Regions from separate parts of the Homo sapiens genome. Here region 2 is linked to region 1. A link is a contact called in ENCODE Hi-C or POLR2A ChIA-PET data. All regions are on one chromosome and are shown on one strand. The core of a region is the stretch at or near the end of the contact, and the rest is flanking DNA. Distances in the headings are between cores, read along the strand shown. Region 1 holds the start of CD40LG (CD40 ligand). Region 2 has its middle 43 kb from the start of RBMX.

Region 1 (6,430 bases), core at 813-3,312:
GGTGAGATTGAAACCCATGAAAGTTCATGAAACCCATGAATCACCCAATGAAACCATGGAGAACAAGAAGAGAGGGGAGGAGAGGAGAAGGGAGAAGGAAAGGAAATAGAGAGAAGGAATACCAAAGTTTTAAGGGATACAAAGAGGAAAGAAGATAACATGAAGAAGGATTCTGAGAGGCAGAAGCCCTTAAGAATAGGGTGATATAGAATTCAAGTGGGGAGAGCATTCAGGAAGATGACAACAGGATAATAGGTCAACAGAGTAATAGAGAGGTCGCTAAAAATAAACTCTAAGAAGTATTCAGCCAAAACTATTATTGAGCTAATAATGGTGGGATCAATTTCAGGGGAATATTGTGGGCAGAAGTCAGACTGTAGGAGGCTGGGGATCAAGAAGTTGAGGCAAGGAGGTTGGACAACAACTGTTTTTTCAAGTTGGTCACGTGAACAAATCTGTGACCTTCAGCCTCCCCTCCCTCGGGTCTTGGCTGAGCTGATTGCAGGGCCCCTGCAGCTCTGGCACTCTCAAGTTGTATAAAACTGACAGTGCAGAAGTCCTTGAGCCCATTTTGGCTCTCATGATAATTTTCCTTCAGTGGAACTAAGGTTACTTGTCTAAGAACCAAAGCCTCTGACTTGACTGATCAAAGTTCATCACGTGCATCGAAGCCACCTACTTGGCAGATGTAGTGAAAAGCTACATAGATCTGGGCCCAGGACAGGATGCTGGGGCGTGGGAGGGGAAGAAAGCAGGTGCTAACTATATAGATAGCATGCCTATCAGAGCAGTTTTTACGTTTCCTATTTGTCTCTCAAAACAATTTTATAGGAATCATCAAAGCAATTTTATCATGGTTTCTAGACCAGGTTTGGATGTGAGGTAGGGATTTCCACAGCTGCTTTTAGTTTGAAGGAAATCTGATAAGATGATGCAAAAGCCCTTCAGAAATGTGTAATCCTACACACTTCAGTGATTCAATTCATTGTCAAAACTTAAGGTGTTTTTAATATTGTTATTGTTCATTTGGTTTTTACCAACATGTAAGGAGTTGGCAATTATTTGTTAAACTCATGTCTTAGGCTAAATAAATTCCAAAAAATTCAGGATGAGAATTGTTTATTGCTTAACGTGTTTCAAATTTCTTCCATGCACATCTTTATTAGATCTTCACAGCAACCTACAGGATAAGCAAGACAGGTGCAAGTGCCTCCTTTGGGTATGAGGAAACTGAGGTCTAAAGAGATGAAGTGATTTGCCCAAGGCTCATAGCAATTTATTGGTAGAGCAAAGACTAGAATTCAGATCTCTTAACTGCAGCCTATTTTCCCTATTCTGAACTGTTACATCAGCATCAACAATTATCTAATGGATTGGAACAGTGTACACAGGCAGCTTAGCTACGTCAAGTCACGATTTTTACTTTAACTTCAATTCCAGAGTCTTGGCCTGATTTCCCTCAAGACCCTACTTATCTTTGCCTTTGCAAAATTTATTTTTCTTGCATTATCTTTCCAGCTAAATTTTATTTAATAACCATCAGCATGCTTTTTTTGCTTTATGCCATGTAGACTTGACCTGAAAACCTGCCAGGCTTTCATTGAGTTTAGTGATTAAAGAAGTAAAGTTCTGAGAAGCAATTAGTTGATGGGACACCAGTCATAAAATCAATCCAAACTTTTGTTGACATGTGTTTCTTTCTCCATATACCAGGTTCCCGCTTCGTATTAGTAAGATTGAAATTGAAATAAGTCTATTGCTGGTGGATGAATTTGTCACTTTCCTTGAAACTGGTGAACCCAAAAAGTTAGACAGTGATAGGAAAATACTGCCATTGTCTGTTAAGAAGTCTATGACATTTCAAGGCAAGAATGAATATATGGAAGAAGAAACTTGTTTCTTCTTTACTTACAAAAAGGAAAGCCTGGAAGTGAATGATATGGGTATAATTAAAAAAAAAAAAAAAAACAAAAAACCTTTACGTAACGTTTTTGCTGGGAGAGAAGACTACGAAGCACATTTTCCAGGAAGTGTGGGCTGCAACGATTGTGCGCTCTTAACTAATCCTGAGTAAGGTGGCCACTTTGACAGTCTTCTCATGCTGCCTCTGCCACCTTCTCTGCCAGAAGATACCATTTCAACTTTAACACAGCATGATCGAAACATACAACCAAACTTCTCCCCGATCTGCGGCCACTGGACTGCCCATCAGCATGAAAATTTTTATGTATTTACTTACTGTTTTTCTTATCACCCAGATGATTGGGTCAGCACTTTTTGCTGTGTATCTTCATAGAAGGTTGGACAAGGTAAGATGAACCACAAGCCTTTATTAACTAAATTTGGGGTCCTTACTAATTCATAGGTTGGTTCTACCCAAATGATGGATGATGGTAGAAACCAAATAGAAGAATGGTCTTGTGGCATAATGTTTGTTGCCTAGTCAATGAAGTCTCATATTCTTGTCTCTGGTTAGGATCTTGGGATCTGGAGTCAGACTGCCTGGGTTCAAATCTTGGCTCTGCCCATACCATCTCTGTTATCCTGGGGCAAGTGCCTCAGTTTCCACATCTGAGAAATGGGGATGGTATTGGTGTCCATTTCATAGATTAAGTGAGTTTAGCCTTGTAAAAAGCTTAGGAGGGGGTCTGATACATAGTAAGCACTATGTACGCACTAGCTATAATTATTTGCTAAAGTTCTGCTTTAAAAGTAAGCTATTTTTTTATGGAGACAGCTTTTTTCTTTTAAATTTCCAGCTAGGCAAGAAGAGCGTCAATTTGATCTAAAATTTCATAATGCTTCAGATTAACATAGACATGGATAAGTCCCAGAATTTGCAGTCTTTTAGTAAAAGTAGCATTTTCTGTGTAATTCTTCACAAGCACTGATTGTAGTTGCAGGATGCTCAGTCTCCCTCTGAGATGTTTTACATTTTTAAATGGTTAGACTTGCAGGAACAAAAGAGCAGAGTAACTTAGTAGGCTGTTTTGCATTCTTAGGAAAAGAAAACCATCAGGACTTATTTTGTTTTCATGTATTTTTTCACTTCCACTGAGGAGTATAATTGGCTGGTGTTGACAAAATACCAATCATAGATGTAAAGGAGAAAGTTGATTAGTTTTCTGGCTGTTCCTAAAATTCTGGATGCAGGAACTGTGGCTAGAAAGCATCTGGATGATTGCACTTTATCAGGGATACTTGAGTGTCCTCTCTTAGGATCTGGACCTAGAATTAATGTCATGAGATTTTTCTAACAGGATAAGGTGAGGTAGTGAGGGCTGAAGTCATCCACTGGGTTATCCAAATATTAGGTTTCACTGCTGACAAAAGAGGGGGCTTCTGGTCTGGTTGGTTATTTGTGTTTGGCCTGATGTGCTCTGTCAATCAAATGTATGGACATAGGCCTAGCTTCTAAAGGGGCAATAGTGACCTCAGTGGACTGATATTTACCGTACTATTTACATGTGCTCTTAATTACAGCAGAAGCTGCCAGCTAACTGAATCTTGTTTTGAATCTAAAAAATCTACTCTTAAAGCAAGAAAATGGTATAAAATTAGTTGATAATGCAAGTGAATTCTGTACATTTAATTATTCTAAGACATTGGAAAATAAAATATCTTGTTACTTTGAGGATAAAAGATGATTTCTTTAAAAATGCAAATGTTTTCTACAAATACTAAAGTTAAAAGGGAGAGAGATGTAATTAGAACTCGTTAACTGACACATTGCAAATTAACTTCTTTTTATAAAGCACTGCATCACAAACACTAAAATGAAGTGGGCAAATTAGCTCTGCAGAAAACTATTTTCTAGGCTGATGTTTATAATGACCAATCATTACTGAAGCAATGAGAAATGTGACAATTACAGAATATTGCTGCTATAGTATGTTGAAAAAATATGCATTTTGTAGTGAACATTTAGTAGAATAGCTCTGATTTCTACCTGGAGTTTCTGATAACATGACATCTTAATTGCTGTCTTTTATAGATTTTTAAACTGCAAATACAAAATAGCAATCAGCCAATATAATAACTTATTATTCTCCATTTATGCCTGAAAGTCCTCCTCTTGTTGATGCCGTGGAAATGAATGTAGAGGCAGATATCATTAGCTGTATTCTCCTTCCGAATGACATTTATCATATCCTTGTTATTCCAAAATAGATAGAAGATGAAAGGAATCTTCATGAAGATTTTGTATTCATGAAAACGATACAGAGATGCAACACAGGAGAAAGATCCTTATCCTTACTGAACTGTGAGGAGATTAAAAGCCAGTTTGAAGGCTTTGTGAAGGTAAGCAGCTTAATTACTGGTAAAAGTGTCATTGAAATATTTTACTACATTTGCTAGATCGGGAAACTGACAATGCCAATGTTTAAAGATTGGTTATAGACACAGACACACAGACACACACACACATATATATGCATGCAGATATACACACATACATGGGTGTGTGTGTGGGGGTTAAAAAAAAAAAACACAAAGACACTCTCTGGGGAAAATACACCCTTAGGGGCACAGTCACACATATTTGTCAGCTTACATATGCAGCTACCACTAGGCAAAATGATGAAGTCCACCAAGCTTGGTTTTTGCATTGCTGTGTCTCCCCATCCAAACCTTGATGCTCTCGCACTGGGGACCCAGAGTCTGATCCCCATTTCCCAGGGAAGCAATAGCCGTCAACAGCTGCCGTGGCAGCAGGCCACAAGTGAAGGGACACCTGAAGACTGGTAACAGTCTCTGGTGCTTCTCTGATGATGGAATTTTAGGTGTCCTGACAGTGAGATCTTTCCCTTTTACTGGGGAGAGAGGTGCAGGGAATAAGTAATAGACATTCTCAGTGTCGCTCAAACCAGACTCCATATAATATCACTTGCTCATGAAGCCCGCCCACTCTATGGCCGGTCATGACCAGAGGCACAGAGGGTTCAAAGCCTTTTAGCCCACCAGGCTGGTAGCTAGCATGAAGTCACTGCAGTGACTGTGGCTTATAACAGATACCTAAAACAAGAATTTTTAGAACCTTTACATTAATTCCATCATCACAGACATAGGGTCTAGGGGCTCTTTCTCCTGAGGCAGAACATCAAGAGTTCTTTCTGCCTATGTCCCTTTCAGAACACTGAGTCAAATACCCTTGGGCCTCGGCTCACTTAGGGGTCATTTCTAGGAGGCAGCACTCCACATTGAGGACAGTTCTGGGCCAGGTGGGTGGGTATCTGGGTAAACCAACAGGAATTAGTTCTCACATATAGATGATGTGTAATTTAATGCAGGCGTAAAAGGGTTAAGATCTTATTTCTGATCTTATTTCTGCCCTCCTGTACTGTCACCGAGGTGCCATTTAATTCATTAGTGAAGACTCTAACAGCTTATTCCTGAGTCACCTACGGAGAACAGAATGTGGCTCAAATCCGCTGCTTGCTTTCAGGTTCTTTACACTAATCTAGGCTTTAGATGAAACTCCTAAACCCTTTCTTTGCAAGACTGGCCAGCTAGGAAAATGATTTGAGTTTCTTCGGTTCTTCGAGGATTTGGGCCAGTATTACAGAGTATTGGAAGATGTTACCAGTTTAAATGTGAATAAAGGCACTTTCAAAACAATGGCTAATAATCCAAATAACAGACTGAATGTGCTTGGCTATGTGACTTTGGGTAAATAACTTCACCTTTCTGGGCCTCAGTTTTGTCATCTATAACATGAGAAGACAGATTATCTGTAAGGGCACTATCAGCTCTGACATTCTACAATTATGTGATAAGCCTTCAGTTCCCTCCAATGGCAGTGAGAGTGGCTTGTCAGTCCCCCTCGTTTCTTACGGAGACTTTTACGGTTGAATTGTCAATTCCTCACGTCATTATTTCAGGTTGGCTATGTATGTAAAGCTCCCAAAATCAGCTACCGAGGATAGGAGTAAAGAAAACAGTCAGTTTGGCCTCCCTGCTTATGCTTGTATGAAAAAAGTGACAGCTCCAAAGTTTCATATTCTTAAAAGGCAGATCTTCTCAGGCATGTCAGCCAGGGCCCCAGGGATCTCCTCCTTACATGCAACTAAGGAGGCTCCTTGTCTCTACTGCAGCAGGTGTGGAACCCTAGTCAACACCACCTATACCTAGGATTACGTACAATGAGTAGATACAAAGTCCTCCAGCTACCCAATCCTCCCCCAATGACGGATCCCCTTTCCAATACGCTTTCCCCCAAATTTCTCACCCTAAAACAAAATTCGAGACTTTGAAAAAACTCAATAGGACAATTATAGAATAGCTCCAGATTAGATTCATATTTTCTTAGCTAATGTTAGTAGGCTTTCTTTCCGGGCCACAGTCTGGCTGCACCTAAGCAACCTCAAGTTTGAATTTGGAGTCTTTGAATCAGGTCTTGATGGGGTCTTAGAAGTCATCAGATCCAATT
Region 2 (6,515 bases), core at 3,667-6,166, 280 kb after region 1:
TCTGCATTCTTGTTTTAGCACTGTATTAGAGGTAGTTTTTTCAAAATTCATGCCAACATAAATAGCTTCATCCCCAGGAGATGATCAGTGCAAAAGTTTCAATTACTCCTGTCACTTTTTTTTTTTTTTTTTGATGGAGTCTCGCACTGTTGCCCAGGCTGGATGCAGTGGCATGATCTCAGCTCACTGCAAGCTCTGCCTCCCGGGTTCATGCCATTCTCCTACCTCAGCCTCCCTAGTAGCTGGGACTACAGGCGCCCGCCACCATGCCCAGCTAATTTTTTGTATTTGTAGTAGAGACGGGGTTTCACTGTGTTAGCCAGGATGATCTTGATCTCCTGACCTCGTGATCCGCCCGCCTCGGCCTCCCAAAGTGCTGGGATTACAGGCGTGAGCCACCGCACCCGGCCTCTCCTGTCACTTTTAAAAAAGTTACTCCTCATATCTATTGGCTGAGGAGATGGAAGTGTTTCTGGGGATTTGAGATGCTAAGATGATGATGTTTTAGGCCCACGGCCATGGCACCTACTTTTGTTCTATTCAGCCTACTGAGAGGTGACAGTGTGCTGGCAGCCCTCACAGCCCTCCCTCGCTCTCAGCGCTTCCTCTGCCTGGGCTCCCACTTTGGCGGCACTTGAGGAGCCCTTCAACCCGCTGCTGCACTGTGGGAGCCCCTTCCTGCGCTGGCTGAGGCAGGAGCTGGCTCCCTCAGCTTGCGGGGAGGTGTGGAGGAGAGGCGCGGGCAGGAACAGCAGCAGTGTGACTTCCGGGTGGGCGTGGGCTCGGTGGGCTGCACACTCAGAGCGGCCAGCTGGCTCCGCCGGCCCGGGGCAGTGAGGGGCTTAGCACCTGGGCCAGCAGCTGCTGTGCTTGACTTCTCGCCGGGCCTTAGCTGCCTCCCTGTGGGGCAGGGCTCGGGACCTGCAGCCCGCCATGCCTGAGCCTCCCCCCGCCATGGGCTCCTGCACTGCCGGAGCCTCCCCGACGAGCGCCGCCCCCTGCTCCATGGCACCCAGTCCCATCGACCACCCAAGGGCTGAGGAGTGCGAGTGCATGGCGTGGGACTGGCAGGCAGCTCCACCTGCGGCCCCGGTGCAGGATCCACGGGGTGAAGCCAGCTGGGCTCCTGAGTCTGGCGAGGACTTGGAGAACCTTTATGTCTAGCTAAGGGATTGTAAATACACCAATTGGCACTCTGTATCTAGCTCAAGGTTTGTTAAACACACCAATCAGCACCCTGTGTCTAGCTCAGGGTTTGTGAATGCACCAATGGACACTCTGTATCTAGCTACTCTGGTGGGGACTTGGAGAACCTTTATGTCTAGCTAAGGGATTGTAAATACACCAATTGGCACTCTGTATCTAGCTCAAGGTTTTTAAACACACCAATCAGCACCCCGTGTCTAGCTCAGGGTTTGTGAATGCACCAATCGACACTCCGTATCTAGCTAATCTAGTGGGGACGTGGAGAACTTTTGAGTCTACCTCAGGGATTATAGATGCACCAATCAACACCCTGTCAAAACGGACCAATCAGCGCTCTGTAAAACAGACCAATCAGCTCTCAGTAAAATGGACCAATCAGCAGGATGTGGGTGGGGCCAGATAAGGGAATAAAAGCAGGCTGCCGGACCCAGCAGTGGCAAGGCGCTTCGGTTGTCTTCCATGATGTGGACGCTTTGTTCTTTTGCTCTTTGCAATAAATCTTCCTGTTGCTTTCTTTGGGTCCACACTGCCTTTATGAGCTGTAACACTCACCGTGAAGGTCTGAAGCTTTACTCTGGAAGCCAGTGAGACCAGGAACCCACCGGGAGGAATGAACGACTCCAGACACACCGCCTTAAGATCTGTGACACTCACCGCGAAGGTCTGCAGCTTCATTCCTGATCCAGCGAGACCATGAACCCACCAGAAGGAAAAAACTCCGGACACATCCGAACGTCTAGAAGAAACAAACTCCAGACACACCGCCTGTAAGAACTGTAACGGTCACCGCGAGGGTCCGCGGTTTCATTCTTGAAGTCAGTGAGACCAAGAACCCACCATTTCTGGACACACTACCATGCCAGAGATCCAGGTAGGTCTCTGGATCTTTGAGACCCCCACCTCACACCTCCTTATTATGAAACATTATGGTTTTTACAATTACAAAAGTAGTATAGGCTTGTGAAAACCTCCTACAAAACTCTTTATTTGGTATAGAGTTCCAAGAGTCTCCTCGTAATCCTCTCCAATTTTAATAAATTTTTTTTATGTATACTGTGTATAACTTCATGTGAGATTTTATATATGTATGTATGTGATCTTTTATGTCTTTACTGAGAAGTTTATGATGGACTTCTTTCCATGTTCATATATATATAATACATATTTTATATCTATATCTATATTTGTTATTTATTTATTTTTTTGGAGACAGAGTCTTGTTCTGTTGCCCAGGCTGGAATGCGAGTGGTGTGATCTTGGCTCACTTGCAACCTCTGCCTCCGGGGTTCAAGTGATTCTCGTGCCTCAGCCTACCAAGTAGCTGGGATTACAGGCATGTGCCACCACACCCGGCTAATTTTTGTATCTTTAGTAGAGACAGGATTTTGCCATGTTGGCCAGGCTGGTCTCGAACTTCCGACTTCAAGTGATCCACCTGCTTCGGCCTCCCTAAGTGCTGAGATTGTAGGCGTGAGCCACTGTGCCTGACCCATATTTTTTATTAATAATGATGTGGTCAACATTCTTTCACCTCTTTAGTCTCATCTGTAAAATGGAAATAATCAGTGTTCTTTCACCTCTTTAGTCTCATCTGTAAAATGGAAATAATCATAGCGTATACTATAAAAATTAGCTGGGCGTGGTGGTGCGTGCCTGTAGTCCCAGCTACTCGGGAGGCTGAGGCCTCCAAAGTTGCAGTGAGCCAAGATTGCGCCACTGCATTCTAGCCTGGCAACAGAGTGAGACTCCGTCTCTAAAAAAGAATCGTGTGTACTGTAATACACAGGGTTGTTACAAGGATAAATAGGATAATACTTGTAAAGTGCTAGAGCAGTGTTTAATACATAGTAGGCACTCAATAAATGACAGCTATTGTTGTACAGCCATCTATGTAGTCTTAATTATTTAGGATAATTACTAATTATTTGCTGGGTCAAAGGATACGGACTTTGTAGAGGTGGGGTCTTACAACGTTGTTCAGGCTGGTCTCCAACTCCTGGGCTTAAACGATTCTCTACTGATAATTACTTTAGGGTAATTAGTAATTAATAATTATCCTAAAGTGGTTGCTGGGTCAAAGGATACGGACTTTTAAAAAAACAACCCTTTTGTTGTAAAATACAGACAGAAAGCCACAGAGAACAGAAATAGCATTTAATGAATAATTACAAGGGGGACACCTTCGTAAACCACAACAGGGCCAAGAATAGAATTTGGCCAGGTACCTCAGAAGGATTCCATGTGTCCCTGCCCATTTACAACATGCTGCTTTCTCCCAAAGTAACCACTATTGTAACTTTTATACTAATCACTTCCTTGAGTTTCTTTTGTAGTTTCACCACCTAAATATACTTCCCTAGACACTATATTTTATTTTTATATTTGAGATGGAGTCTTGCTCTGTTGCCCAGGCTGGAGTGCAGTGGCGCGATCTCGGTTCATGCAACTTCCACCTTCTGGGTTCAAGTGATTCTCCTGCCTCAGACTCCCAAATAGCTGGGATTACAGGCGCACACCACCGTGCCTGGCTGATTTTCATATTTTTAGTAGAGATGGAGTTTTACCAGGTTGGCCAGGCTGCTCTTGAACTCCTGACCTCAGATGATCTGCCCACCTTGGCCTCTCAAAGTGCTGGGAATACAGGTGTGAGCCACCACGCCTAGCCACAGTATAGTTTAAACTTGACTTTTTATATGTCTTTTGTCAACATTTTACTATGAGCATTTTCAAACAGAAAACTTGGGTGGGCCAGGCGCAGTGGCTCACGCCTATAATCGCAGCACTTTGGGAGGCTAAGGTGGGAGGATCGTTTGTGCCCAGGAGTTGGAGATCAGCCAGGGCAATATTGCAAGACCCCATCTCTCCAAAAAGTTTTTAAAAATTGGTGCATGGTGGCATGCATCCGTAGTCCCAGCTACTCAGGAGGCTGAGGTGGGAGGATCGCTTGAGCCCAGGAGGCTGAGGCTACAGTGAGCTGTGATAGCACAACTGCACCCCAGTCTGGGTGATAGAGTGATACCCTGTCTCAAAAAAAAAAAAAAAAAAAATAGAATTATATAGTGGACACTCATCTATCCAACATTTATATTCTGCAATTACCATTTTGCTCTATTTGATTTATCACATATCTGTCCATCCCTGTATCATTCAATCCAATCCATTGTGCATGTTCCTGTGTCCTATATTTCCTGCAAATTGGCAGCTGGATCCAGTGGCTTGATCAGATTCAGGTTTGGCTTCTTTGAGAAGGTGAGGTGGCAGTTGTGTTCTTTCATCAGGAGGCACATGATTTTTTTTGTCTCTCTTTTTTGTTGTGATACCTGGGTTCATTCATTCATTAGGGGCTGCAGCATGCTGAAAGAAAACAGAAGCCTGTGGAGTGAGCCAAGATCAACCAGGAAATAAACCCTTTCCCTTGCGATGTCTCTCCAGCGCCCTCTACTGACAAACCTGCTTTAGTGCCAGTTTGTAGAGGTAAACTATTTAAAGGGTCTGAATTATTTTCATGGGGGGCAAAACTCATGAATTTGGAGCTGAGAGGCAATATATCAATAACAGACACACCTTACACGCATGTACGGACCAGATAAGGAAAACTCTACATATTTCCAGAAACTTATCTGTGTGCAGCTCTGTTCTCTCTGGTCCTCTGCTCCATGAATTCTAGTGCCTTTGGCCTCCCTGGACTTTGAACTTTGTTTTCTCAACCCTAGGAGACTGCAGGGCTGTGCATGGATACCTTTTCCCTGTGTCACAGCCTGGAAATTTTATCTAGGAAGTAAGCTGGAGGCAATAGTAGGGCTTATCTTATTTGTTCCCCTTCCCTAGGTGATCACTCTTATATTTCTTGTCCAATGTTTGGAAACTGTTGCTTTACATATTTTACTCATTTTTAAAGTTGTGTAAGTAGGAGGGTAAATCTGGTCTTTGTTATTCTACCATGTCTTGGGCCAAGAAGGAAGTCCCACCTCCTTATTTTCTTTTTTAAGAAACATATTTTTATTTATTTATTTATTTATTTATTGAGATGGAATTTCGCTCTTGTCGCCCAGGCTGGAGTGCATTGGCACAATCTCAGCTCACTGCAACCTCTGCCTCCCAGGTTCAAGTGATTCTCCTGACTCTGCCTCCAGAGTAGCTGGGACTACAGGCACCTGCCACCATGCATGGCTAATTTTTGTATTTTTGGTAGAGATGGGGTTTCGCCATGTTGGCCAGGCTGATCTCGAGCTCCCGACCTCAGGTCATCCACCTGCCTTGGCCTCCCAAAGTGCTGGGATTACTGGCGTGAACTACTGTTCCCGGCCTGTTTTATTTTTAATTTTAATTTTTACTTTTAAAGTTGACAAAGTGTTTATATTTACGGTGTACAACATGCTGTTTTGATATATGCTTGCATTGTGGAATGACTGAATCAGGCCACCTTTTTTTTTTTTTTTTTTTTTTGAGACAGAGTTTCACTCTTGTTGCCCAGGCTGGAGTGCAGTGGCGCAATCTTGGCTCACCGCAACCTCCACCTCCTGGGTTCAAGCGATTCTCCGGCATCAGCCTCTTGAGTAGCTGGAATTACAGACATGTGCCACCATGCTTGGCTTATTTTGTATTTTTAGTAGAGACGGGTTTGTCCACGTTGGTCAGGTTGGTCTTGAACTCTTGACCTCAGGTGATCTGCCTGCCTCTGCCTCCCAAAGTGTTGGGATTATAGGCGTGAGCCACCGTGTCCGGCCTTGCTTTCTTTTTGTATGCATTTGCTTGGTATAACTTTGCTTATCCTTCTATTTTTAAGTTTTCAGAATCTCTTTGTTTTAGATATGTCTCTTGTGTACAACATATTGTTTGTTTGTTTTTGAGACCGAGTCTTGCTCTGTCACCTAGGTTGGAGTGCAATGCCATGATCTTGGCTCACTGCAACCTCTGCCTCCTGTGTACAAGCAATTCTCCTGCCTCAGCCTCCCAAGTAGCTGGAATTACAGGCATGCGCCATCACACCTGGCTAATTTTTGTTTTTTTAGTAGAAACGAGGTTTCACCATATTGGTCAGGCTGGTCTCGAACTCCTGACCTTTTGATCCACCCGCCTCGGCCTCCCAAAGTGCTGGGATTACAGGCGTGAGCCACCACACTCAGCCTATGTCTACACTTTTTATTTATTTTTTAATTTTACTATTATTTTTTGACAGAGTCTCGCTTTGTTGCCCAGGCTGGAGTGCAGTGGCACAATCTTGGCTCACTGCAACCTCCACCTCTGGATTCAAGTGATTCTCCTGCCTCAGCCTCTCAAGTAGCTGGGATTACAGGCATGCGCCACCA

What was found. Hi-C counts contacts between places; a loop is a spot of excess contacts on that map. ChIA-PET counts read pairs that join two places held with the same protein, here RNA polymerase II (POLR2A). Pooled maps may share reads with other maps.
Region 2: a loop to region 1 is called in a pooled map, with 3 times the contacts of the local background. The contact joins the enhancer-like site here to the promoter of CD40LG in region 1. A Hi-C loop is called at or near these places in 7 of 50 pooled maps. POLR2A ChIA-PET finds 5 or more read pairs at or near these places in 3 of 52 experiments (activated CD4-positive, alpha-beta T cell, activated T-cell and naive thymus-derived CD4-positive, alpha-beta T cell).

What each region holds. Positions count from the first base shown.
Region 1 is chrX:136,646,096-136,652,525 of GRCh38, forward strand. It overlaps CD40LG (CD40 ligand), which reads left to right and starts at 2,063. Exons shown (of 5, transcript NM_000074.3): 1 at 2,063-2,309; 2 at 4,171-4,302. The coding sequence starts at 2,154.
Region 2 is chrX:136,920,700-136,927,214 of GRCh38, forward strand. No RefSeq gene overlaps it. Among named protein-coding and RNA genes, the nearest start is that of RBMX, 43 kb to the left of the region's middle. RefSeq lists an enhancer at 4,519-4,658. Within about 2 kb of position 4,917, at least 2 of the 41 ENCODE cell types and tissues checked have a DNase peak (open chromatin) inside an H3K27ac peak, as active enhancers do.